Linked DNA regions of Homo sapiens: region 1 is linked to region 2. The links are chromatin loops, found by intact Hi-C in ENCODE. Cell type or tissue: heart right ventricle. All regions are shown on one strand. Links, peaks and the distances in the headings refer to the core of each region. The heading gives the core; the rest is flanking DNA. Region 1 overlaps SRPK2 (SRSF protein kinase 2). Region 2 overlaps SRPK2 (SRSF protein kinase 2).

What was found. A loop is a pair of places that touch in the nucleus more often than their neighbours do. Peaks named below come from ENCODE experiments on the same cell type or tissue, not always from the same donor. Only the 100,000 strongest peaks of a DNase experiment are listed, where the experiment ranks them.
Region 1: a loop joins it to region 2, with 2.4 times the contacts of the local background. A loop is called at or near these places in 54 of 110 quality-filtered maps.

The regions. Positions count from the first base shown.
Region 1 is chr7:105,147,389-105,159,745 of GRCh38, reverse strand. All of the region lies in intron 7 of SRPK2 (SRSF protein kinase 2), which reads left to right. Among named protein-coding and RNA genes, the nearest start is that of KMT2E, 140 kb to the right of the region's middle. In heart right ventricle, for the core only: a CTCF peak has its summit at 6,671 (motif pointing left); a DNase peak (open chromatin) is centred at 6,662; H3K27ac peaks cover 1,039 bases.
Region 2 is chr7:105,318,980-105,331,336 of GRCh38, reverse strand. All of the region lies in intron 2 of SRPK2 (SRSF protein kinase 2), which reads left to right. Among named protein-coding and RNA genes, the nearest start is that of SRPK2, 64 kb to the left of the region's middle. In heart right ventricle, for the core only: no CTCF peak of the experiment used is centred there; no DNase peak of the experiment used is centred there.

The DNA.
Region 1 (12,357 bases), core at 2,566-10,565, 170 kb after region 2:
AAAACCCTCAGCTAGGGTCAGGCTTAGAGATGATGCTCTAGTAAACATCTGTAGAATGAAAGTATGCGTAGATGGAAGAACTCCTCCTAATTAGCAGTGTTTGCCCATTCCAGTGTTCTGCATGGAATCAGTATGTATTCTACTCATTGCCTGTAAAAAGTTTGAAGTTTAAATTTGTGTAGTAAAAGCATCTTTGATATTTCTGTTGAATTTGTGTGCAGATAACTTTGTTTAGCCTGCCTGTGTGTTCATCTCTTCTTCCTTTTGTACGGTTTTTTTTTTTTTTTTTTTTTTTTTGGAGACGGAGTCTCGCTCTGTCACCCAGGCTGGAGTGAAGTGGTGCAATCTCAGCTCATTGCAGCCTCCTGAGCAGCTGGGACTATAGGTGCTTGGTACCACACCCAGCTAATTTTTGTATTTTTAGTAGAGACAGGGTTTCACCGTGTTGCCCAGGGTGGTCTCAAACTCCTAAGCTCAGGCAGTCTGCCTGCCTCTGCCTTCCAAAGTGCTGGGATTACAGGTGTGAACCACTGCACCCAGCCTTGTATGGAAAATTGGCAGCTTATTCTGTAACATGACAGATGTTACTTGAGAAGAGGGGCTGGAGAGGGAAAAGTTCACTACATTGTCTTCTATATCAGTTGAATTGAGGTGTTTCTATGTAGTATTATGCTAGGTATACATGTGGGCCTAGATTTATGGCTAACTTTTGTTCAGTACTGTATCTGTTTGCCCTTAGCTTTCAAATAGTAGCATTTTTATTCATTATTTCGACAGGCTGATATCTCAAATGAACAACTTTAATGTAGAAGAGGTTATGTGGTGAGGGCAGAAATTAGTATGTTAAGTGGAATTATTTGATCCCCAAATAAGACTAGTGTATTATTTGTAACATTTAGCAGCAACTCTAAAGTCTTTAAAAAAAAAAAAAAACACAAAAAAACACAAAAAAATAAAACCATATTGTTAAAACTTGGGAAGAATCTCCTAATTATTTTTGATAAATCTTGAAAATATTAAAGGAATTACACATTCTAACAAATACTGAATAATTTCAGAAATAGCTGCCTGCATGTATTTCCCGCAGGCTCCATCATTTCCCAGAACCTCATGCTTTCAGAGGGGCTTGCTGTTGCCTTAAGTGACTGACCACACCACCACCCTTTAGGCTTAGTGTGTAAGAAGGTGAATTTGGCCAGGCGCAGTGGCTCACGCTTGTAATCCCAGCACTTTGGGCGGCCAAGGCGGGTGGATCACGAGGTCAGGAGATTGAGACCAGCCTGGCCAGCATGGTGAAACCCCATCTCTACTAAAAACACAAAAATTAGCCAGGCGTGGTGGCACACGCCTGTAATCCCAGCTACTCTGCCAGCTGAGGCAGGAGAATTACTTGAACCCGGGAGGTGGAGGTTGCAGTGAGCTGAGATCATGCCACTGCACTCCAGCCTGGGCAACAGAACAAGACTCCATCTCAGGGAAAAAAAAAAAAAGGTGAATTCACAGATGAGCCATTGACATTTATTTTATCTTCTAGAGAAGAAAATATAGCCTTAGCAAGTTGAAGGAGTCTGTAAGTTGAAAGATGAAAATCTGAGGTTCAGTGGAACCTCAGTGCATCCTTGTTGAATGAACCGAAGATTAAATAAGTTAACCTGTGTTCTTCATTTTGTTTTTGTTTTTTGAGACAGGGTCTTCCTCTGTTACCCAGGCTGGAGTGCACTGGTCAGTCACAGCTCACTGCAGCCTTGGCCTCCTGGGCTCTAGTGATCCTCCCACCTCAGCCTCCCTAGTAGCTGGGACTGCAGGCATGCACCACCGTGCTAGCTAATTTTTATTTTTTTGTAGAGACGGGGTCTCACTGTGTTGCTCAGGCTGGTCTCTTTGTCTCCTGGACTCAAGCAGTCTTCCCATCTCAGCCTCCCAAAGTTGCTAGGATTATACCACACCTGGCCAATGCGTGTGTTATCCTCACTGTAATTCATGTACCCTGTTTTTGGTGGAAACTTAGAAAGAGCTCTTATATTATTTCTTTAGTTCAGAGAAATTCAAGCTGAAAATTTGATTGTGTCATGTGGTCTGCACTTTGTTCTTATATGCAGTGTTAATGGAATTTTGGTTTGGTTTTGGTTTTGTGTGTGTGAACCCATCTTTCTTTAAGAAAAATATTATCATGGAATCTGGATTTTTTCCCCCTAAGCTTACGCAGAACTTTCAGTGTAGTAAGTTGTTCAAGAAATTACATACTCCAGTTAATAATCTACTTACCTGAGGTTTCCCTTCAACCCCTTTGATTCAGCCTATGTTTTCAGTATTTCTTTCTCCCGGGTAGTACTAGGAAGATTTTTTATTGCAGACTGACACAGTTATATCATTTCCCAGAACAAGCCAGAGCAGACCAATTTTCTTAGTATTTTCTTAGTATCCTTTCACTGTAGACCTTCTTCTTAAGAGTCATGGATAACCGACCATGTTCCAGTCATTCTCCTTACTCTATCACTTGCTGTGCTTCCCCAGGAACCCGCCTGTTGAACTCTCCTTTGCCATGTCTTTTACTCTTGATGTTCTTTGTATTTCTGTTGCTGTCCTCTTTAGTTCAGGCCCTTATCACCTCCAGCTAGTACCTTTTCACAGGCTTTTCTTGGCTCTCTGTGCATACAGCCCATCCAATTCCCGGTCCCTTTTCCAGTTTATTCTCCTTTCTATTGCAAGTAAAACCTTGCTTTAATGACTCATATTCCCATTTAGAATTCTTTAGTGGCTTCCCATTGCCTGTTTGCTGAAGCTTTATGTTCTTGGCCTTCATGAAGCAATATATGGAGTTGTTAAGAGCTTGGGTTTGGCATCAAATATACCCTACATTCACCAAAGGGCTTTGGCCAAGTTACCTAACTTCTGCAAACCACAATTTCATCATCAATAAAAGTGGGGAAAATAATGATACCAGCCAGGCGTGGTGGCTCATGCCTGTAATCCCAGCACTTTGGAAGGTTGAGGTGGGAGGATTTCTTGAGACCAGGAGTTCAAGACCAACCTGGGCAACATCGCAAGACCGTGTCTCTACCAAACAAAATTTAAAAATTAGCCAGGTATGATGGCATGCACCTGTGGTCCCAGCTACCTGGGAGGCTGAGGTCGGAGGATCACTTGAGCCCAAGGGGTCAAGGCTGCAGTGAGCCATGATGGTGCCACTGCACTCTAGCCTGTGTGACAGAACAAGACTGTCTCTTTAAAAACAAAAAACAAACAAAAATGATACCTTCCTCATTAGTTTATTGTAAAGATGTAATGAGAGATAGTAATGCTAATAGTAGCAAATAGTTAATTCAGTGCTTACTATGTGCCAGGTATAATTTGAGTACTTTGCATAGTTGAGTTCCTCACAATAACCCTGTGAAATGGGTATTATTACTTTCCTGATTTCATCAAGAGGAAACAGAAGCCCAGAGAGGTTAAGTAACTTGCCCCTAGTTAGGAAGTCGCTTAAAAAGTGCTAAGTGGTGAAGCAGGAATTCAAACCCAGATAGTCTGGCTTCAGAGCTCATGGGTTTACCATTTTGGCCGTTATATAATGGGTTTTATATAATAAACTTATTATGAGCCTGTAATAAGTTTGGAATTGTACTGGGCCTATGTCCAGTAGAAGTTAAGTCACTTTCTGGGAACCTGTTTAAGATTTTCTATCATCTGGTGTCAGCCTGTATTTCCCCTTGCAGACAAAAAGTGATGTCCCTCAGGTACCCTATTTCCCTCTGGAATCTACCAGCTTACGTTTTTTATGAATGTTCAAAGATGTCCCAAACATTTATAATGTGCAGATTTACCAGAATTTTCATTCATGAATGTTTACTGGTTTTATTTTGTAGGTAGTTTAGAGAAAGTACTCACTGGTAATCATCTTGACCCCTAAGGGCACCTTTCCGTTTTTTATCTCCACATCTTTGATCATCTCTTTTGTTCTAGGCTGCCAGAAATGCCATCCTTGTCTACCCACATTTTTAAGACTCAACGAAAATCCCACCATTGTGACAAAGGCTTCTCACAGTACCCAATTAAGAGGATGCCTTCCCTTCTTGAAATGCCTTCAGCTCACATTTGGTCCCATAACTACGTGTAGGCCCCATCTCAACCCTAGGGCTGCTGGCACTTCAGACCAGATAGGATGTTTAGCAGCGTCCCTGGCATCTACCCCTCAGAGCCAGTATCAGCTGTCACCATCCCTGATTGTGGCAATTAGAAATATCTCTGAACTTTGCCAGTTTTCCTCTCACTGAGAACCACTGGGATAAGAGAAAGTGTAAGGTGTATTGTGCTTTGGTGACAGACTTGATTTAACATCATAGCTTTGGCACTTCTATCTTGTACTCCTGATCAGTTACTTAGCCTCTGTGAGTCTGTTTCCTCATTTGTAAACTCGAAATAGTAATGCATAATTTGTAGTTTGATTGTGGAGATTAAGAATAAGGGGGCTGGGTGCAGTGGCTCACGCCTGTAATCCCTGCACTTTGGGAGGTTGAGGTGGGTGTATCACCTGAAGTCAGGAGTTCAAGACCAGCCTGGCCAACATAGTGAAACCTTGTCTCTACTAAAAATATAAAAAATTAGCTGGGAGTGGTGGCACATACATATAGTTCCAGCTACTTGGGAGGCTGCGGCAAGAGAATCACTTGGACTTGGGAGGCGGAGGCTGCAGTGAGCCGAGATCGTGCCATTGCACTCCAGCCTGGGTGACAATAGCGAAATTCTGACTCAAACAGACAAACAAGAATAAGGGTGGGCCAGGTGCGGTGGCTCACACCTGTAATCCCAGCACTTTGGGAGGCCAAGGCGGGCAGATCATGAGGTCAGGAGTTCTAGACCAGCCTGACCAATATGGTGAAACCCCATCTCTACTAAAAATACAAAAATTAGCTGGGTGTGGTGGCACGTGCTTGTAGTCCCAGCTACTCGGGAGGCTGAGGCAGGAATTGCTTGAACCCAGGATACGGAGGTTGCAGTGAGCCGAGATTGTGTCACTGCTGCTCTTCAGCCTGGGTGACAGACTCTGTCTCCAAACAAACAAAAAAAGTATAGCCATTAGATTTTATGAAGTAGATATTATAATATGTAACCAGATGAGACCTTTAAAACCCAATGTTTTTCCAGACTTCTCCCTTTGGGGTGCAACCCTCTAGTATGCCGAGAGCCACGGTGGTGCCCCGCAGGTCCTCTCACCTGTATCATTGGCTGATTTTGTCTCTCTACACTTAGTATTTATTTACCATTGTAATTCTTTCAGTGGCCCTGTTTATCAGTAAATTTTGTTATGACTGAACCAGTATTGTTCAAGTTCAGACCAGAAGCTTTCATGTCAATTTGGTAAACATTTTGATATTACTGGGTTTGTTCAGCATGGTAGTGCACACGATGCTGTATTGACTTGGAATTCTCCTCAGGATGTTGAGCCCTTGACTCAGGAAATGTGGTGAGGTGGCTCTGTTTCAAGGGACTAAGCTGCTTTCCTGAGCCATTGCTTTGTGCAGTCCCAGTGCTGGGCACAGCAGCTTTAACTTTCTTCCTGATGACATTCAGAAGTACAGCTGCTGGCTTTTCTCATTAATTCTCACCAGTTAGAGATGAAAGAAAAAGGAGCAGAGGCTATTTCAGGACAATGTGGGTAAGGACGCCGTCCCCTGGATTTTTGGTTTGAGCGTGTCTCTGGCTCTTGTCCTCTTTTATTGTTAACAGGTATTTCCAAGCTCCTCCATTGAGTTTAACATCTTGGTTTTCACAGGCAGTTGGTGGGACCTGCCTTGTGTGTTTCACTGTGGAAGGGAAATCTAGTGGAACCCTCAGTGTTTCCAGCAGGAAACTTCTAGGCTTGCGGAGAACCCCTCTGGTGTCCCGCACGCCCACAAGTAATTAATATTCTCAATGAAGAACTCCTGCTTGGGGTCGCCTCCTTCCTCTGCCAGCCCATCTGGCTGCCCACGTGGGTTTCTCTGGGTGCTTCATTAGGTTCTGTTACCCACAGAGTAGGAGGAGACAGAGTCTCCCTGCTCTGTGTCCTTTGTTCAGGTGTGGGAGGAAGAAAGTCCACCGCTTATCACCAGTAGCAGAGCATAATTTGGAAAGTTGCTCTCATTCTATTTCTTTTTACAGTTCAGAATTTTGGGGGAAGCTTTGCACTCTGGGCTGTGAGCAAGGCCAGGGAGACAGTCTTTAGAGGAGTCTCCACATTATGCTTGACTGTTCCCCGACTTATCTACAAGATTACAGGACCTATTTCAATCAAGTTGTGGTGGAGAGGAGCAGATTTGTGTTGCGAAGACCAGTAATAGATGGTATCTGACACAAATGTTGATGTACAGAAAGCAAGCTTTGAGACCATTTTAACCAAGCCCCTTATTTTGAAGATGAATTTGAGGTTCAAGGAAAAGAAGGAACTTTCTCTGAACCTGTAGCTAGTTAATTTGGAATGGGACTCGGGGCTTCTAGCTCCCAGCCCTAGACTTAGCCTTCTTTTCCGCACTGCTGCTGAACTCAAAGTCTGACTTTACCCAGAGAAACCTGGCACTTGTTCCTCATGTGTGTGAAATGGCTCCCTGAGTGGGATGATTGAGAGTCACGTCCCTGGCTCGTCTGGGCTTAGGTTGATCTCAGCTTCCCTGGCAGCCAAAGGATCTCTGCTGCCTCCTGCTGCTAGCACCAAGTATTAAGGTTTTTTGTTTGTTTTTGAGACGGAATCTTGCTCTGTCACCAGGCTGGAGTGCAGTGGCGCGATCTCGGCTCACTGCAACCTCCGCCTCCTGAGTTCAAGCAATTCTTGTGCCTCAGACTCCTGAATAGCTGGGATTACAGGCATGCACCACCACACCCAGCTAATTTTTGTATTTTTAGTAGAGATGGGGTTTCACCATGTTGGCCAGGATGGTCTGGATCTCCTGACCTTGTGATCCGCCCATTTCGGCCTCCCAAAGTGCTGGGATTACAGGCGTGAGTCACCGCGCCCAGCCGTATTAAGGTTTTTAGGCAAGAAAGATGAACATACTGTGATTTGACAAGTAAAAGCAACAGAGGAAAGAATTAGTAAAGACTTAACTCTGTCAGATTTTGCAAGGGGAGATCTATCCATGGGGATGAAACATGATTCCTTTTGGTTTGTGTTTTTGTTTTTCCCATTGTCACAGTTATCCTGTATAAATAATTGTAGGAGTTCTCGTCAATGTTGGTTGATTCTGGGGTGCATTATTACTTAAAACTTCACTGGAAAGACAAATGTTATTTTTGAAAATAAAACCATTTAAAAATAGTAGTTCTGGCCAGGCATGGTGGCTCACGCCTGTAATCCTAGCACTTTGGGAGGCCGAAATGTGTAGATCACCTGAGGTCAGGAGTTTGAGACCAGCCTGGCCAACATGGCGAAAACCCCGTCTCTACTAAAATACAAAAAGTAGCTGGGCATGGTGACATGTGCCTGTAATCCCAGCTACTAGGGAGGCTGAGGCAGGAGAATTGCTTGAACCCAGTAGGTGGAGGTTGCAGTGAGCCAAGATCGTGCCACTGCACTCCAGCCTGGGTGATAGAGTGAGACTCCATCTCAAAAAAAGAAAAAAGTAGTTCAAAATTAAATTATGGAATCAAAGTTTTGTTGCTGGGATGTACCATACGGGTTATCAAGTATAGTCCTTTTATATTAGAAATGGAAACAACTGAGACCCAGATAATTTTTTTTTTTTTTTTTTTGAGACAGAACCTCACTCTGTTGCCCATACTGGAGTGTGGTGACACGATCTCAGCTCACTGCAACCACCGCTTTCTGGGTTCAAGTGATTCTCCTGCCTCAACCTCCTGAGTAGCAGCGATTACAGGCATGCACCACCATGCCTGGCTTATTTTTGTATTTTTAGTAGAGAGGGGGTTTCACCGTGTTGGCCAGGCTGGTCTTGAACTCCAGACCTCAGGTGATCCACCTGCCTTGACCTCCCAAAGTGCTGGGATTACAGGTGTGAGCCATCGTGCCAGCCAACCCAGAGAACTTTAATAAGTGACTTAGGAAGCTGGATGTGGTGGCTCACACCTGTAATCCCAGCCACTTGGGAGGCTGAAGCAAGAGGATCACTTGAGGCCAGAAGCTTGAGGCTTCAGTGTGCTTTACTTACACCTCTGAATAGCCACTGCACTCCAGCCTGGGAACATAGCGGGATCCCATCTCTAAAAAGAAATTAATTTTTAAAAAGTGATGAAAAATCATAATTCAATAAGTCAATATCAGTACAAGTCTTCTGACTTAGATACGTTTTACCATTTAAGTTTCTTGTGTGCTAGACTTTGTTTTTGTGAGTTTTCCGTAGATTATTTCTAAAGCTTATTGCTACATTTGTGTGTAACAGGTGTTTCCCCCTCCCATAGATGAGAATGAAAGCTCAAACAGCTTAAACAGCTTGCCCAGGGGTAACACAATGAGTAAATGGTTGAGCAGTAATTTAAGAGCAGTCTGAATCCAAGGTCATGTTTTTAACGCTGCCCTGTTGCCATTTCCTTTAATGGTTTCAATTATCTTAACTAACTTTATTTGTCCCAGTGGCAAAGTATTTTTCTTGTGTTTATTGCCCATTGCTGTTTTAGGAAAGTTAGCCTAGTTGAGTGCAATAGCCAATTTTTTTTAAAAAAAATCTGGAACTTTAAGTTTTTACTGAGATCACTTCTTGCTTGTCATGAGGTGCATCATTGTCATTGGGACCTCATGTGAACACATTTGCACACTGAGGCACATTAACTCTTAACTGTGCAGCCTCCCGCACAGTGAATCAACCTTTGAACTGTGAAAGAAGCCAAGGTGGAAAGATAGGACAACTCTCGTGCATGAGAAAATGGTCAAATATATTTTAGGAAAGAAAGATACTGACATTTTTACCTTGAGATAGTATTTGATACCGAAATACAATTTTAGTTGGAAAACGATTTTTCAAAAATCGTATTCCTTTGACCTCTATGGGCTGGACATCATCAATGTGCCTATCCATTAATTTCTTGTACTTTTCAGAATCTCTTTTGTTGTTCAGATATAGAACTCCACATATTATTCAGTTTGCACCAGGAAGATGCATGAATGTCGTTGAATAACATGAGCCCATTGGATTGTGTTTCCTTCAAAAGTATAACCATGTTCTCCATGGAAATATTTTACATCATGTTATCTTTCTTACTATTGGTCCTTTGACATTTTATTTGCTTTTTTTCTTTTTTCCTTTTAGACAGAGTTTTATTCTGTCGCCTAGGTTGGAGTGCAGTGCCATGATCTCAGCTCACTGTGACCTCCGCCTTGTGCCTCAGCCTCTTGAGTAGCTGGGATTACAGGCGTGTGCTACCTTGCCTGTGCCACTATGCCTGTGCAGTTTTTTTGTGTTTTTAGTAGAGACAGGGTTTCGCCATGTTGGCCAGGCTGGTCTCGCACTCCTGGCCTCAAGTGATCTGCCTGCCTCGGCTTCCCGAAGGGCTGGGATTACAAGGCAAGGCTGAGCCCGGCCTTGACATTTTAAATGTAATTTAAACATATCCTAATTGCAGTATTATCCAAAACAGTAAATATTCTAAGGCAAAAAATGTCTTAAAATCTTATCCTAGTTTTATCTACTTCACTGGTACTTACTAGGAACTTGTCAGTATCTTATTAAATCATATTTGCCATGCCCATGATTCATCTTGGTTTTTTTTTTGGCCAATTACCCCACCCGTCATACTCATTTCCTGTCCTGAATTGGTAACCTCTGTGAGGATATGAGGACTGTAAGCAACATGAAGCCTGGGAGCTTTTATATATCAAACACCTGGAATAATGGCATGTGATAGGAGCTCAGGCGATGCACATTCAGTGAATTTATGTAAAAATACTCTGTAAGGTAAAGTTGTTTTAAATGTTTGTAGGGATTTTGATCGTTTTTAAGAGGTATTCCTGTTTTCATTTTCCTTGTAAAATCTTTGTTCCCTCTCACTTCATAATGCTACTTTAACTTCTACTAACAGTAGGCTAACTACTAATAGCTTACTGTTGATCAGATGCCTTCCACTGTCGATTAAACTGGGAATATTTCAGTGTTGGATTGAAGGAGTGGCCTGCCCCTCCACACCTGTGGGTATTTCTAGTCGGGTGGGACGAGAGACTGAGAAAAGAAATAAGACACAGAGACAAAGTATAGAGAAACAACAGTGGGCCCAGGGGACTGGCGCCCAGCATACCAAGGACCTGCACCGGCACCGGTCTCTGAGTTCCCTCAGTTTTTATTGATTATTATCTTCATTATTTCAGCAAAAAGGAATGTAGTAGGAGGGCAGGGTGATAATAAGGAGAAGGTCAGCAACAAACACGTGAGCAATAGAATCTATGTCATAATTAAGTTCAAGGGAAGGTACTATGACTGGACGTGCACGTACACCAGATTTATGTTTCTCTCCACCCAAACATCTTAGTGGAGTAAAGAATAACAAGGCAGCATTACTGCAAACATGTCTCACCTCCCACCATAGGGCGGTTTTTCTCTCATCTGAGAATTGAACAAATGTATAATCGGGTTTTATACCGAGACATTCAGTTCCCAGGGGCAGGCAGGAGACAGTGGCCTTCCTCTATCTCAACTGCAAGAGGCTTTCCTCTTTTACTAATCCATCTCAGCACAGACCCTTTATGGGTGTTGGGCTGGGGGACGGTCAGGTCTTTCTCATCCCACGAGGCCATATTTCAGACTATCACATGGGGAGAAACCTTGGACAATACCCAGCTTTCAAGGGCAGAGGTCCCTGCAGCTTTCCACAGTGCATTGTGCCCCTGGTTTATTGAGACTAGAGAATGGCGATGACTTTTACCAAGTATACTGCTTGTAAACATTTTGTTAACAAGGCATGTCCTGCAGAGCCCTGGATCCCTTAAACCTTGATTTCATATAACACATGTTTTTGTGAGCTCCAGGTTGGGTCAAAGTGGCTGGAGCAAAGTGGCTGGGGCAAAGCTACAAATTAACAACATCTCAGCAAAGCAGTTGTTTAAAGTACAGGTCTTTTTCAAAATGGAGTCTCTTATGTCTTTCCTTTCTACATAGACACAGTAACAGTCGGATCTCTCTTTTCCCTACATTGGATGATGTGAAACATATAACACTTCCTGTCTCTTGTGAACAAAATGCCTATTCAATTCATTGTTTGAATGGTCATTGATGTAATATTTGCTTAACATTTGGAATTTCTAATGCTTATATGAGAACATGATCTGTTTTGTAAAAATAAATTTTGTTTATGGAAATAATTGAAAAAATTATTCTCCAGTGGAAATAATTATAGAAAAACACTGACCTTGTATTTAGGTCACTGACACTGTAAGTTTTTGATTGTTTTAATATGAGAAATATGAATATCTTGGTTCATCACTTTCTTTTAGTATAATGCTGTAGGGTTGTCTAGATACCAAGGCTATTTTCTATTTAAATCAAGCCCCCCTTCTCTTGCAGTGTTAAAAATGTATGGACATCATTAGCCATCAGGGAAATGTAGATCAAAACTACAACAAGATACTTCATATCCACTTGGGTGGATAAAGTAAAAAACGATAGTAAGTGTTGTTCAGGGCGAAGAATTGGAACCCTCATACATTGGTGATAGGAATGTAAAATGGTGCAGCCACTGTGGAAGACACTTTGGCAGTTCATCAAAAAGCTAAATATAGAGGCACCATATGACCTAAGTACGGTAACTCCTAGGTATATACCTCCCCTCAAAAAAAGTATGTTCACACAAAAATGTATACACGAGTGTGAATAGCAGTATTATTTTTATAGCCCCTAAAGTGAAAATAACCCAAATGTTCATGAGGTGAAGGGATAAACACAATGTTGTATCTCCATACAGTGGAATACTGTTTGCCAATAAGAATAAGCGAAGTACTAATACATGCTGCACAAGAGTCAAACTTGAAAACATTATGCCAGTTACAAAAAAATACTTTATATGATTCCATTTATAGGAAATGTCCAGAATCAGCAAGTAGATTAGTGGTTGCTAAGGGTTAGAAGGGGTAGGAGAGAGATGGGAAGTGAATGCTGATGAATATGTTGTTTCTTTTTGGAGCAATGAAAATGTTGTCATTTAAATAGTGGTGGTAGTTGCCGTGTGTGGTGGCTCACGCCTGTAATCCCAGTACTTTGGGAGGTCGAGACAGGTGGATCACAAGGTCAGGAGTTCGAGACCACTGGCCAATATGGTAAAACCCCGTCTCTACTAAAAATACAAAAAAAATTAGCCAGGCGTGGTGGCATACGCCTGTAATCCCAGCTGCTTGGGAGGCTGAGGCAGGAGAATTGCTTGAACCTGGGAGGCGGAGGTTGCAGTGAG
Region 2 (12,357 bases), core at 2,319-10,318:
TTTTTTTTTTTTTTTTTTTTTTTTTTTTGAGACGGAGTCTCGCTCTGTCGCCCAGGCTGGAGTGCAATGGCACAATCTTGGCTCACTGCAACCTCTGCCTCCGAGGTTCAAGTGATTCTCCTGCCTCAGCCTCCCACGTAGCTGGGATTACAGTCATGCACCACCACACCCAGCTAATCTTTTAAAAAAATATTTTTGGTAGAGATGGGGTTTCACCATGATGGTCAGGCTGTTGTCAAACTCCTGACCTCAAGTGAACCACCTACCTCGGCCTCCCAAAGTGCTGGGATTATAGGCGTGAGCCATCGTGCCCGGCCTTCTTTTTTTTTTCTTTTAATTAAGACACAGAGTCTCGCCTTTTGTCACTTGGGTTGGAATGCAGTGGCAGAATCACAGCTCACTGTAGCTTCAAATTTCTGGATTCAAGGGACCCTCCTTTTCTCAGCCTCTTGAGTAGCTGGAACTATAGGCATACACAGCCATGCTGGCTAATTTATTTTCTTTTTCTTTTTTTTTTAAATAGAGACAGGTGTCTCACTGTATTGCCTAGGCTGGTTTCAAACTTCTGGCCTCAAGCAGTCCTCCTGCCTTGGCCTCGGAAAGCACCTAGATTACAGGCAGGAGCCACTGCACGTGACCCTCTTGCCACCACTTTTTAATCTTAGTGTTGCTGGCATGGGTGCAGTTTTAGAATCCTTCTTACTGTAAAGTATGGATGCCCTTTTAATCTAACAAATTATCGAATTCATTAATTCTAGTAGTTTCAAATTAATTTCCTTGGGTTTTCTAGGAAGAGTCATGTCAGTATTAAGGCGAATGTTTATTTCCCCTGTTGTTAATGTTTGCTACTCCTGCTCTCCTTTTTTCCCAACCATTATAAAGATTTCTAGCTATGGAATGAATAGAAATGGAGACAGGAGTCAATTCTTATGTTGTTACTGGTTTTATTTTATTTTTATTTTTTATATTTTATTTTATTTTTATTTATTTATTTATTTTTGAGACAGAGTCTCGATCTGTCACCCAGGCTGGAGTGCAGTGGCGCGATCTCGGCTCACTGCAAGCTCCACCTCCTGGGTTGACGCCATTCTGCCTCAGCCTCCTGAGTAGCTGGGACTACGGGCACCCGCCACCACGCCTGGCTAATTTTTTTGTATTTTTAGTAGAGATGGGGTTTCACCGTGTTAGCCAGGATGGTCTCAATCTCTTGACCTTGTGATCCTCCCGTGGCCTCCCAAAGTGCTGGGATTACAGGTGTGAGCCATCGCGCCTGGCTATTTTATTTTAATTTTTAATTTTTTTGAGACAGAGTCTCGCTCTGTTGCCCAGGTTGGAGTGCCGGGACGTGATCTCGGTTCACTGCAACCTCTGCCTCCTGTGTTCAAGCGATTCTCCTGCCTCAGTCTCCCGAGTAGCTGGGATTAGAGGTGTGTGCCGCCACACCCGGCTAATTTTTGTATTTTTTTTTTAGTAGAGACGGGGTTTCACCATGTTGGCCAGGCTGGTCTCGAACTCTTGGCCTCAAATAATTTGCCCGTCTCGGCCTCCTAAAGTCCTGGGATTATAGGCATGAGCCACCATGCCGGGTGTTCTTAAGCCACGGAGATGAGCCCTTTCTTCTGTTTTTCTACAGGAGAAAATGGGGAAAAATGCTGAATTGGGTGTCACTTCATTTTCTGTACCCTTTCCCATCTTCTGCTGCTCTTTGTTCTGTTTCCTAGCCTTCTATTTTTTTTTTTTTTTGAGACGGAGTCTCACTCTGTCGTCCAGGCTGGAGTGCGGTGGTGCGATCTCGGCTCACTGCAGCCTCCACCTCCCAGGTTCAAGTGATTCTCCCCACCTCAGCCTCCCGAGTAGCTGAGATTCCATGCGTTCACCACCATGCCAGGCTAATTTTTGTGTTTGTTTCCCAGCATTCTTAGTTTTCCCTGCTCTTTCTGTTTCAGAATCTTAACTAGGTCTGTCTCAGTCCTTGAGGTCTTCATCTTCTTTTAATACCCACTCTTCTCTTCCTCTCAAAACTACCTTATCCATCCACATTAGTACATGATATTTTGTTATCTTCTTTCATTTTTCAGATCTATTTGTATTTTAGAAAAGAGCTTTCTTTTAGGGTGAGAGAATAAATTAGATGACTAATAGGCAGTGTGACATGGTGAAATATATAAAGATTCAGGCAATGTGGGAGAAAAAAATTTGGGGGAGGTGGTTAAAACTGGCCCTATAGATCAGTAATATGTAAACTCTTATCTCACATCTGAGACTGGAACTTGCAGTTCTTATTCTGTTTACTTATTTAAAAATATTTATTTTATTTTTTAAGGGATGGGGTTTCGCTATGTTGCCCAGGCTGGCCTTGAACACCTGGCCTCAGGTGATCCTCCCACGTCAGCCTCCTGAGTGTCTGAGATTACAGGTACATGTCACTGCATCTGGCTGAGTTTCTATTAAATTTTTTTTTTTTTTTTTTTGGAGACAGAGTCTCACTCTGTCACCCAGGCTGGAGTGCAGTGGCACAATCTCGGCTCACTGCAAGCTCTGCCTCCCAGGTTCACACCATTCTCCTGCCTCAGCCTCCTGAGTAGCTGGGACTACAGGTGCCTGCCGCTATGCCCGGCTAATTTTTTTGTATTTTTAGTAGAGATGGGGTTTCACCGTGTTAGCAAGGATGGTCTCGATCTCCTGACCTTGTGATCCACCCGTCTCGGCCTCCCAAAGTGCTGGGATTACAGGTGTGAGCCACTGCGCCTGGCCTTTTTTTTTTTTTTTTTTTTTGAGACAGAGCCTGGCTCTGTCACTGAGGCTGGAGTCAGTGGCCTGATCGCAGCTCACTGCAACCTCTACCTCCCAGGTGCAAATGATTCTCCTGCCTCAGCCTCCTGAATAGCTGGGATTACAGTCGCCTGCCACCACACCTGGCTAATTTTTTGTATTTTTAGTAGACACGAGGTTTCACCATGTTTGCCAGGCTGGTCTCAAACTCTTGACTTCAAGTGACCCACCCGCCTCGGCTTCCCAAAATGCTGAGATTACAGGTGTGAGCCACTGCCCCCGGCCTTTAAAAAGTGCTTTAAAAAATACATTGGGCTGCATATTGATTTATCACTCCTTCCACTCTGCAATCTACCCTCCTGCCCTGATCCATTTTGGATGCAGTTGGGGATTTTGATTGGAGTGAGCCCAGGGATAGAGTCATTTGTATGTCTCCCCTGGAAGTCTGATAATCTGTATTTTTGGTATCTTCTAGAGGAAACTCCTATAGGCTGGGCATTGTGGCTCACGCCTGTAATCCCAGCACTTTGGGAGGCCAAGGTGGGCTGATCACTTGAGGTCAGAACTGAAACCCCGTTTTTACTACAGATAGAAAAATTAGCCTGCTGTGGTGGTGGCTTCTTGTAGTCCCGGCTACTCGGGAGGCTGAGGCAGGAGAATGGCGTGAACCTGCGAGGTGGAGCTTGCAGTGAGCCGGGATCACGCCACTGCACTCCAGCCTGGGTGACAGAGCGAGACTCCGTCTCAAAAAACAGAAACAAAAACAAAAAAACTCCTATAAATTTTAGAGTTGTTTAGATAAGCTAATCTGTATTAAGTATCTTGTGTTCTTTCATTCATTCAGCTAATATTGGGCACCTACTATAAATGGGCATTGCTAGGCCCTGGGGATGTAGTAATAAACCAGGACATGTGGGCCTCACCCTTCAGCATCTTGTTATCTTGTTATCTGGCTGTGGAGTCAGATGTGTAACAATTAATTCATCTCAAAATGGGGTGTAAAGTGGTGGGAGAAGTATCAGGTGCTAGGGGAAAGCTTCACCTGCACTTGGCAGGGAGGAGAGAGGTCAGGATGCTGGCCAGAGGTACAAAACCAAGAGATTGGCAGTGGTTAGCAAACTTCTTCTGTAAAGGACCAGATAAATAATTTAGACCTTTCAGGCCAAGTGACCTCTGTTGTAACTGCTTAACTCTGCCATTGTAGTGTGGAAGCAGCCATGGACCATAGATAAACAAATGAGCATGATTGTGTTCCAATCAAACTTCGTTTATGGACACAGAACTTTGAATTAACTAAGAATTTTTAGGTGTCATGAAATATTCCATTGATTTTTTCCCCAACCATTAAAACAAAAATGTAAAGGCCATTTGTAGGTCCATATGTTCTAACAAATACAGCTGGCATGCTGTAGCTTGCAGCCTCATGGAATATGCTGCTAAATTGCTCATTATCGGGGCTCTTTTGCTTATACCTTGAATTTTTTTTTTTTTTTTTTTGATACGGAGTTTTGCTCTTGTCGCCCAGGTTGGTTGGAGTGCAGTGGCACGATCTCAGCTTTATGCAGCCTCCACCTCCTGGGTTCAAGTGCTTCTCCTGCCTCAGCCTCCTGAGTAGCTGGGATTACAGGCTCCCACCACCACTCCTGGGTAATTTTTTGTATTTTTAGTAGAGACCGGGTTTCACCATGTTGGTCAGGCTGGTCTTGAACTCCTGACCTCAGGTGATCCACCTGCCTCCACCTGCCAAAGTGCTGGGATTACAGGCGTGAGCCACCGCGCCCGGCCACCTTTAATTCTTTACAAAAACACTTGCCATGTGGTAGACCTGTAGTCAGAGCATGCATTATGCTTTTAGCAGGAAAGAAATTTGTAGGCCGGGTTGAAAATCATAGTGTTTCTGTACCTCTAGCTGTTCTTTTGAAACATTACTGTAATTCTGGGCATTGAAAGGATGTTAGGATTTATGAGGGTGATTAATAAGTGGCATACATGCAGAGGGACTTGAATGGCATAATTGATAGTATTTAGAAGGCCAGTCATGATCTTGCCAATTATTCGCTGTGTAATATTGGGCAAATCAGTGCACTTCTCTGAGCCTTGTCTATCCATGAAAAAGAAAGTAAACTTGCTATAGTTATTTCTCAGGATTACTATAAATAATGGAGAAGATAATGTACTTCAAAGCAGTATGAAAAAGTTCTTTGTACTATGCCTTTCCGCAGCTTTCTTTCAAATTTTAAAAAGTCACTCTGGCCACCATATGGGGAATGGATTATAGAGTGGTAAAAGTGAAAGCTAGGAGACTAGAGAGCATGCTGTTGCAATAGTCTAGTTGGTGGGTTGTAATGTGGCTTGGCCAGGTGGTCTTAGTAGAGGAGATGAGGTGGTCAGATTAAGGACTTATTTTGAATGTAGAGTTGATTGGATTTAATGATAGGGTATGAATTAAGAGGAAAGTCAAGGATGACTTTTTAAACTTTTTACTGCCACACCTTGTTTTCCAGGATGATGGCTCTCCGCACCAGACCCGTGTCCCCGTGTGCGGTAGGGCAGTGTCCCGCCGGCAGGGGACCGGTAGCCAAGGCTATCCGAGGCCCCTCAGCATTGCCTTGTTTTTCCGCCTGGGCAGGATTCTGACTTAAGAAGCCTTCAGTCGTAGTCCCACAGATGGTAGCTTCACCCTGTTGGCTTCTCAGCCAAGCACATACACCAAAGAGACAGGGTCTTCTCTTGTTTAGGCTGGAGTGCAGTTGTGCGATCTAGGCTCACTGCACCCTTGACCTCCTGGGCTCAGGTGATCCCCCTGCATCAGTATCCCAGGTAGCTGTGACTACAGGTAGGCACTACTGCTACTGTGCCTGACTAATTTTTTAACTTTTTGTAGGCATGAGGTCTCGCTATGTTGTCTTGAACTCCTGGGCTGGAGCGATCCTCCTGCCTAAGCCTCCTAAAGTACTTAGATTACAGGTGTGAGCCACTGTATCCAGTTGAACTTTTTTTTTTTTTTTTTTTTGCCTTGAGAAACTAGGGGAAAATGATGCCATTAAATAATGGACATCATTTTTTTTTTTTTTTTTTGAAGACTTGGTTTCTAGTCTTAGTTCCTCATTAGGATGGCACGTGAACTTGTCTTGACATTTCTGTCTCTTGGTTCCTTTATGTGGACTGCATGACATTTACAGAGGGATCAACAGGGTTCCTTAGCCATACATACCAGCTCTTAATTTCACAAAGGCATGTAATAATCGCTTGTGACACCTTGTTAAAGAGCTAGAGAAATGTGTTTTATATAATTGTAAGCCTAGCTATTTTAACAGCCCTTCTCTGAAAGCATAGCCACTAGTTTCAAAGGTGCTCTTTAGTGGTGAGGTAAAATGCTTTCTTTGATTCTATTTTGTTAAATGTTTTCTTCATTGACTTGTGTGAAGACTTAGATCACTTGATTATTAAGTTAGTATGTTTAAGGATGTTGACTGCTGCCTTTCTGGGGGAGAATACAGTTGGGATTTATAAAAGCTTGCTTGAATGAAACTGCCTCTTAAGTGATTGTTAATAATGAATGGCTCCAGTTGACTTCTAATATACCTTCTGCAATTAGCATGGTGGATTTTACAATAGGAAAAATAGGACTATTGAGTATTAATGGTAACAGATTTTTTTAATTTTAATTTTTATTTTTTGAGACAGTCTTGCCCTGCCACCCAGGCTGGAGTGCAGTGGCGCAATCTTGACTCACTGCAACCTCCGCCTCCGTGGCTCAAGCAATTCTGCTGCCTCAGCTTCCCAAGAAGCTGGGATTGCAGGCGTGCACCACCACATTCGGCTAATTTTTGTATTTTTAGTAGAGACGGGGTTTTGCCATGTTGGTCAGGCTGGTCTGAAACTCCTGACCTCAAGTGATCCACCCGCCTCGGACTCCCAAAGTGCTGGGGATGGTAGCAGATATTGACAGTGCCAGGCATAGTGCCTGATGGACACTCTCACTAAAACAGCAACAGTCCTCAGCATTCTATGGGCCTACCAACTTTGCTTATTTGTATTGCACATTCATTAGCTAGATTTTCTGTTAAGAATAGTCTGGCCTGGTTGGGTGTGGTGGCTCACGCCTGTAATCCCAGCACTTAGGGAGGCCGAGAATTGTTTGAACTTGGGAGGCAGAGGTTGCAGTGAGCTGAGATCGCGCCATTGCACTCCAGCCTGGGCGACAGGGCGAGACTCCATCTCAAAAAAAAAGAAAGAAGGGAGGGAGGGAATAGTTGGCCCGGCGCAGTGGCTCATGTCTGTAATCCCAGCACTTTGGGAGGCTGAGATGGGCAGATCATGAGGTCAGGAGTTCGAGACCAGCCTGGCCACCATAGTGAAACCCCATCTCTACTAAAAATACAAAAAAAATATATATAATTACCCGGGCATGGTGGTGGGGGCCTGTAATCCCAGCTACTTGGGAAGCTGAAGCAGGAGAATCGCTTGAACCCGGGAGGTGGAGGTTGCAGTAAGCCAAGATAGCGCCATTGCACTCCAGCCCGGGCGACAATGTGAGACTCCACCACACACACACACACACACACACACACACACACACACACACACACACACAAAGAATAGTCTGACCAAAGTCTTTTTAAGGAAAGATAGTTTGAATCCTTCCAAAAATTTATTTTTCTTGAGCATACTTGAGTTGGTCTTTCATATCTGGAAGAATGCCTCCTTAGCTGAATTTTTTCACCCAGTTAGCTTGGGTCCACTACAGGAAAGATGTGAGTGTCATGTCCTCAAATTATTCTTACAGTGTTGATTATGTAGTACCATACCTTTTTGGAAATTACTGTGTTATTTCCACTTTGTTCTTCTTAGAATATTCACTCTAAAAGGCAAGAAACACTATTCCTTTATGTTTTGTGTTAGCATGTAGCATCTAGTACACTTTGGTGCTGAGTAAAGTATGTAGCAAGTAGCTGAGAAGAAAGACTTTTTTGTTTTTAACATTCTTAACAGTGCCAGTATTATAATTTTATTTGCATTAAGAGTCAGCCCTTGCAAAAGTAATAGACTGCCTACAGTGTCTCAAACACGGAATATGGGTAGGTGTTTTTAGAAAGATTCTATGTGGTTCTCCTTTGTAGTTGGAAATTTGAAATTTAGGAGGAAGTCATATGTTGCCTGCTATTTTCTAACATTGGTGAAGGTAATGCAGACTTGAATATTTGCCACTGCTTGGGTTTGCAGAAGGCTTTACCTTCATTTGTTTTTGAATTTTGTTAAGGAAGTTTTAGTGTATACTTTTCTCTAGCATTTTTGTCTCTAGCATAAAATTTCAATATTTATGTAAATGTATATTCTTACTGTTTCTTTTTGTAGGACTTTTTTTTTCTTTTTGGATGGAGTCTCACTCTGTCGCCCAGGCTGGAGTGTGGTGGCGCCATCTTGGCTCATTGTAGCCTCCACCTCCTGAGTTCACATGCCTCAGCCACCCGAGTAGCTGGGATTACAGGCATGCGCCACCATGCCCAGCTGACTTTTGTATTTTTAGTAGAGACAGGATTTCACCATGTTGGCCAGGCTGGTCTCCAACTCCTGGCCTTAAGTGATCCACCCACCTGGGCCTCCCAAAGTACTGGGATTACAAGCATGAGCCACCGTGTCTGGCTGGACATTTTTGATCCTGTGTTTTGTCTCCAGCTGCACCCAGGCTGTGAGCCAGGGAGGCTTTAGAGTTTTAGTGGGGACCATGGAGCTGTGGAGAGCATTCCTTGGCCGAAGTGGAGATTGTATAGACTAGCTAATAAGACATCTGTGCAAACTGTTTTTTTTTTTTTAATTGAGGTTATATTCACATAATATGAAATTCACCATTTTACAAGTGAACAGTTCAGTGGCATTTAATACATTTGCAATGCTGTGCAGCCACCACTTCTGTCTAGTTCCAAGATGTTTTGTCACCCCAGTAAGAAACTCTACCCATTAAGCAGCTGCTCCCTATTTCCCCCTCCCCCAACTCCTGGGAGCCAATATGCATTTTTGTCTGTGTTGATTTACCTATTCTAGATATTTCATGTAAATGCAATTATATAACACATGACCTTTTGTGTCTGGCTTCTTTCACTTTGCATGACGTTTCTGAGGTTCATCCATATTGCAGCATGGATCAACATTCAAGTCTCACTCTGTCGCCCAGGCTGAAGTGCCGTGTCACGATCTCGGTGCACTGCAGCCTCCACCTCTTGGCTTCAAACGATTCTCCTGCTTCAGCCTCCTGAGTCACTAGGACCCCAGGCACATGCCCCTATGCCCGGCTAATTTTTGGATTTTTAGTAGAGGTGGGATTCCACAACATGTTGGCCAGGCGGGTCTCCAACTCCTGACCTCAAGTGATCTGTCCGCCTCGGCCTCCCAGAGTCCTGGGATTACAGCTGTGAGCCACTGTGCCTGGCCCAACATTCCATTCCTTTTTATGGCTACATAGTATTTCATTGTATCTATACACCAGGATTTGTTCATCCATTCATTTGTTGGTAGACATTTGGGTTGTTTTCACTTTTTGGCTATTGTGGATAATGCTGCTGTGATCATGGGTGTACATATTATTTGAAGTACTAGTTTTCACTTCTTTTGGGTTTCTACCTATGAGTGGAATTGCTGAGTTGTATGGTAATTCTATGTTTAACTTTTTGAGAAATCTCCAGTTTTCATAGAAAAGATACCATTTTATATTCCCACCAGCAGTGTACAAGGATTTCAATTTCTCCACATATTTTCCAGTACTTGTTAGTTGTTGTTGTTGTTTTTAACTTTTTATCATTAGCCATCCTTGTGGGTGTGAAGTTGTGCCTCGTTTTTATTTGCATTCTCCTTATGAATGATGTTGAGCATCTTTTCATATTCTTGTTGACCTTTTGTATATTTTATTTGAGAGATTCTATTAAAATCTTTCGCTCATTTTATAATCAAGTAGTTTATTTTTGTTGTTGTATATATTCCAGGTACTAGATCCCTATCAGATTTGTTAATATTTTCTTCCATTCTGCAGGTTGTCTTTTCATTTTCCTGATAATGTCATTTGATGCAGAAAAGTTTTTAATTTTGAAGTTCATTTTACAGTTTTTTCTTTTGTTGTATGTGCTTTTTTGGTGTTATATCTAAGAATCTGTTGTCATACCCAAGGTCATGAAGATTTACCTGTATGTTATCTTCTAAGAGTTTTATGATTTCAGCTCTTATGTAGGTTGTTTGTCGATTTTAAGTTTATTTTTGTATAAGGTACGAGGAGGAAGGGGTCCAGCCTCATTTTTCTGCATGTGGATACCCAGTTGTCTTAGCACCATTTGTTGAATAGTCTGTTCTTTCCGCATTGAGTGGTCTTCATGTGCAGACTGTTATTGCTGTGCATGTGTATATCTGTTTATCTGGAATTCACTTTTAAGAACTGTATATGGGCCAGGTGCAGTGACTCACATCTGCAATCCCAGCGCTTTGGGAGGCTGAGGTGGGAAGATCACTTGGGGTCAGGAGTTTGAGATGAGCCTGTACAACATAGCAAGACCTTGTCTCTTCAAAAAAATTTTAAAAACTAGCTGAGTGTGGTAGTACCTGCCTGTAGTCCTACCTACTCAGGAGGCTGAGGCAGAGGGATTGCATGGGCCTGGAAGTTTAGGGCAACAGTGAGCTATGATCACACCGCCATTCCAGCCTGGGCAACAGAGCAAGACCTTGTCTCATTAACCCAGTTGTGCCTAGTGTTCCATTATTGGAACACTAAGCTTGTGGGAGTTATTTATATCCTGCTCCAGGTCATTGCCAAGGTCTGATTTTTCACAAAAAAAGTTTGCAACCTTCGGCATAAATGGGTTAAAAAAAGGAAAAGCTGTATATGAAGGTCTTTGGCCACAGTTTGGTTTTTGATGGTAGATAGGGTTTTGTCACTTGAATGCAAAATTAGCTTTATAACTATAACTTTGAAACTAAATGGCTAAATTATTACTGATTTTATTTTTATTTTTATGGGTCGCCTTACAAGATGTATTTAGTTTGCCTCTTGGTTTTGAGTACTGTGGAAATGAGCTTACTGGTTGCTGTTTCTGAAAATGTGTACTTTAACTTATTCTCAAGGTAATTATTGATGTGTTTTTAAACTGAAAAACACTGAAGAAATTTTATAGATAAGTTTTCTCCATATTTTGTTTCACATAAATTGTGTCCATTTTGAAGATGTAGTTCCTCTTTTCCTCTTCCAAATGATTAAACTGGTAAAATTTTTGTATTAGAGGAATTAAGGTGAGAGGTGCTGAGCAAAATATGAATCTTCCAAGGTTTATTCTTGTACCTTGTTAGGGATATGCGTGGGTGTTTGTGTGATTGTGAGAGAAACAGAATGTGTGTATGTGTCACTGATTTTTTAAAAGTATAGATGTTGCTTTATTATTTGCCTTAAATATATAGCAAAATCAACCTGTAGACAATGCACCTGAAGAGAAAATGTAACTGTGTGAAGATTTAATAAAGTGGATTGGTGGAAAGACCATTTTATTATTTGGAATGTTATTATTTGGAATGTTAACAGAAAAACTTCAGCTGAATTAAATTTAAAGGAGTTTAATTGAGCAGTGAACAATTCGCGAGTCGGGCAGCCCCAAGAATCACGGGAGATTCAGAGACTGCAGTGCAGCTATGTGGTGGAAGAAGATTTATAGACAAAAAAAAAAAAAAAGGGGGGGAAGTGATGTCCAGAACTCGGAAGTGAGGTACAGAAACAGTCAGGTTGGTTACAGGTCAGCATTTGCCTTAGCTGAACACAGTTTGAACACTCAGCAGTGTATGAATGGTTAAAGTACGGCTGCTGGAATTTGCCAGGACTCAGCTGTATTTACAGGCGCATACCCATAGTTACGTTTTTCAATCTTGTCTACCTGTTAGCTTATGGATCCTCCACAAGGACTTAAATATTGAAGTACGGAGTCCTTCTCAGGCCATATTTAGTTTCCTTTAACCGGAAAAGTAACTAGAAAAAAAGTGTTTAAAGGGGCTTATATTCTCCCCCTGCCATCCACCGCCCCCCCCCCCCCCGCCGCAAGTGCATTAAATTTAAGAGTGGATGTTGAAAATAAAAACTAAAAATTGTTAATCACCAGTATGTTTCTTAAGTAAGCTTTCAAGAATGTAGAAGGAACAAAGAGGAAGGTAATTTTTAGCCTTGATAATGTTAAAAAAAATTCACAAAACCATAAATGGAGGGCTGTATACTTAAACTCTTCTATTCTTAGAAACGAACCTATGGTAGTAGATTATTCCATTTTGATTATAACTCAGGCCATATTGAAAAGGACGTTTGCAGTGATGAAAAACTGTGATTCCTTGATTAACGTGTAGAATTTAAAAATAGTGTGTTACATTTTCACAGAAATTAGATCTGTGAACATATGTTTTTCTTAGCTGTGATTTCCAAATTAATTTTGAAATATTGAGTGAATTAAGCAGTTTTAAAAGATGCAACAGATTTAATTTTCACCCTTTTGGATTTGTTTTTATTTTAGCTGAGATGTGATTCTTGTTTTACTTGAAAATATTGCTTGGGTTTTGTTTTAAAACATG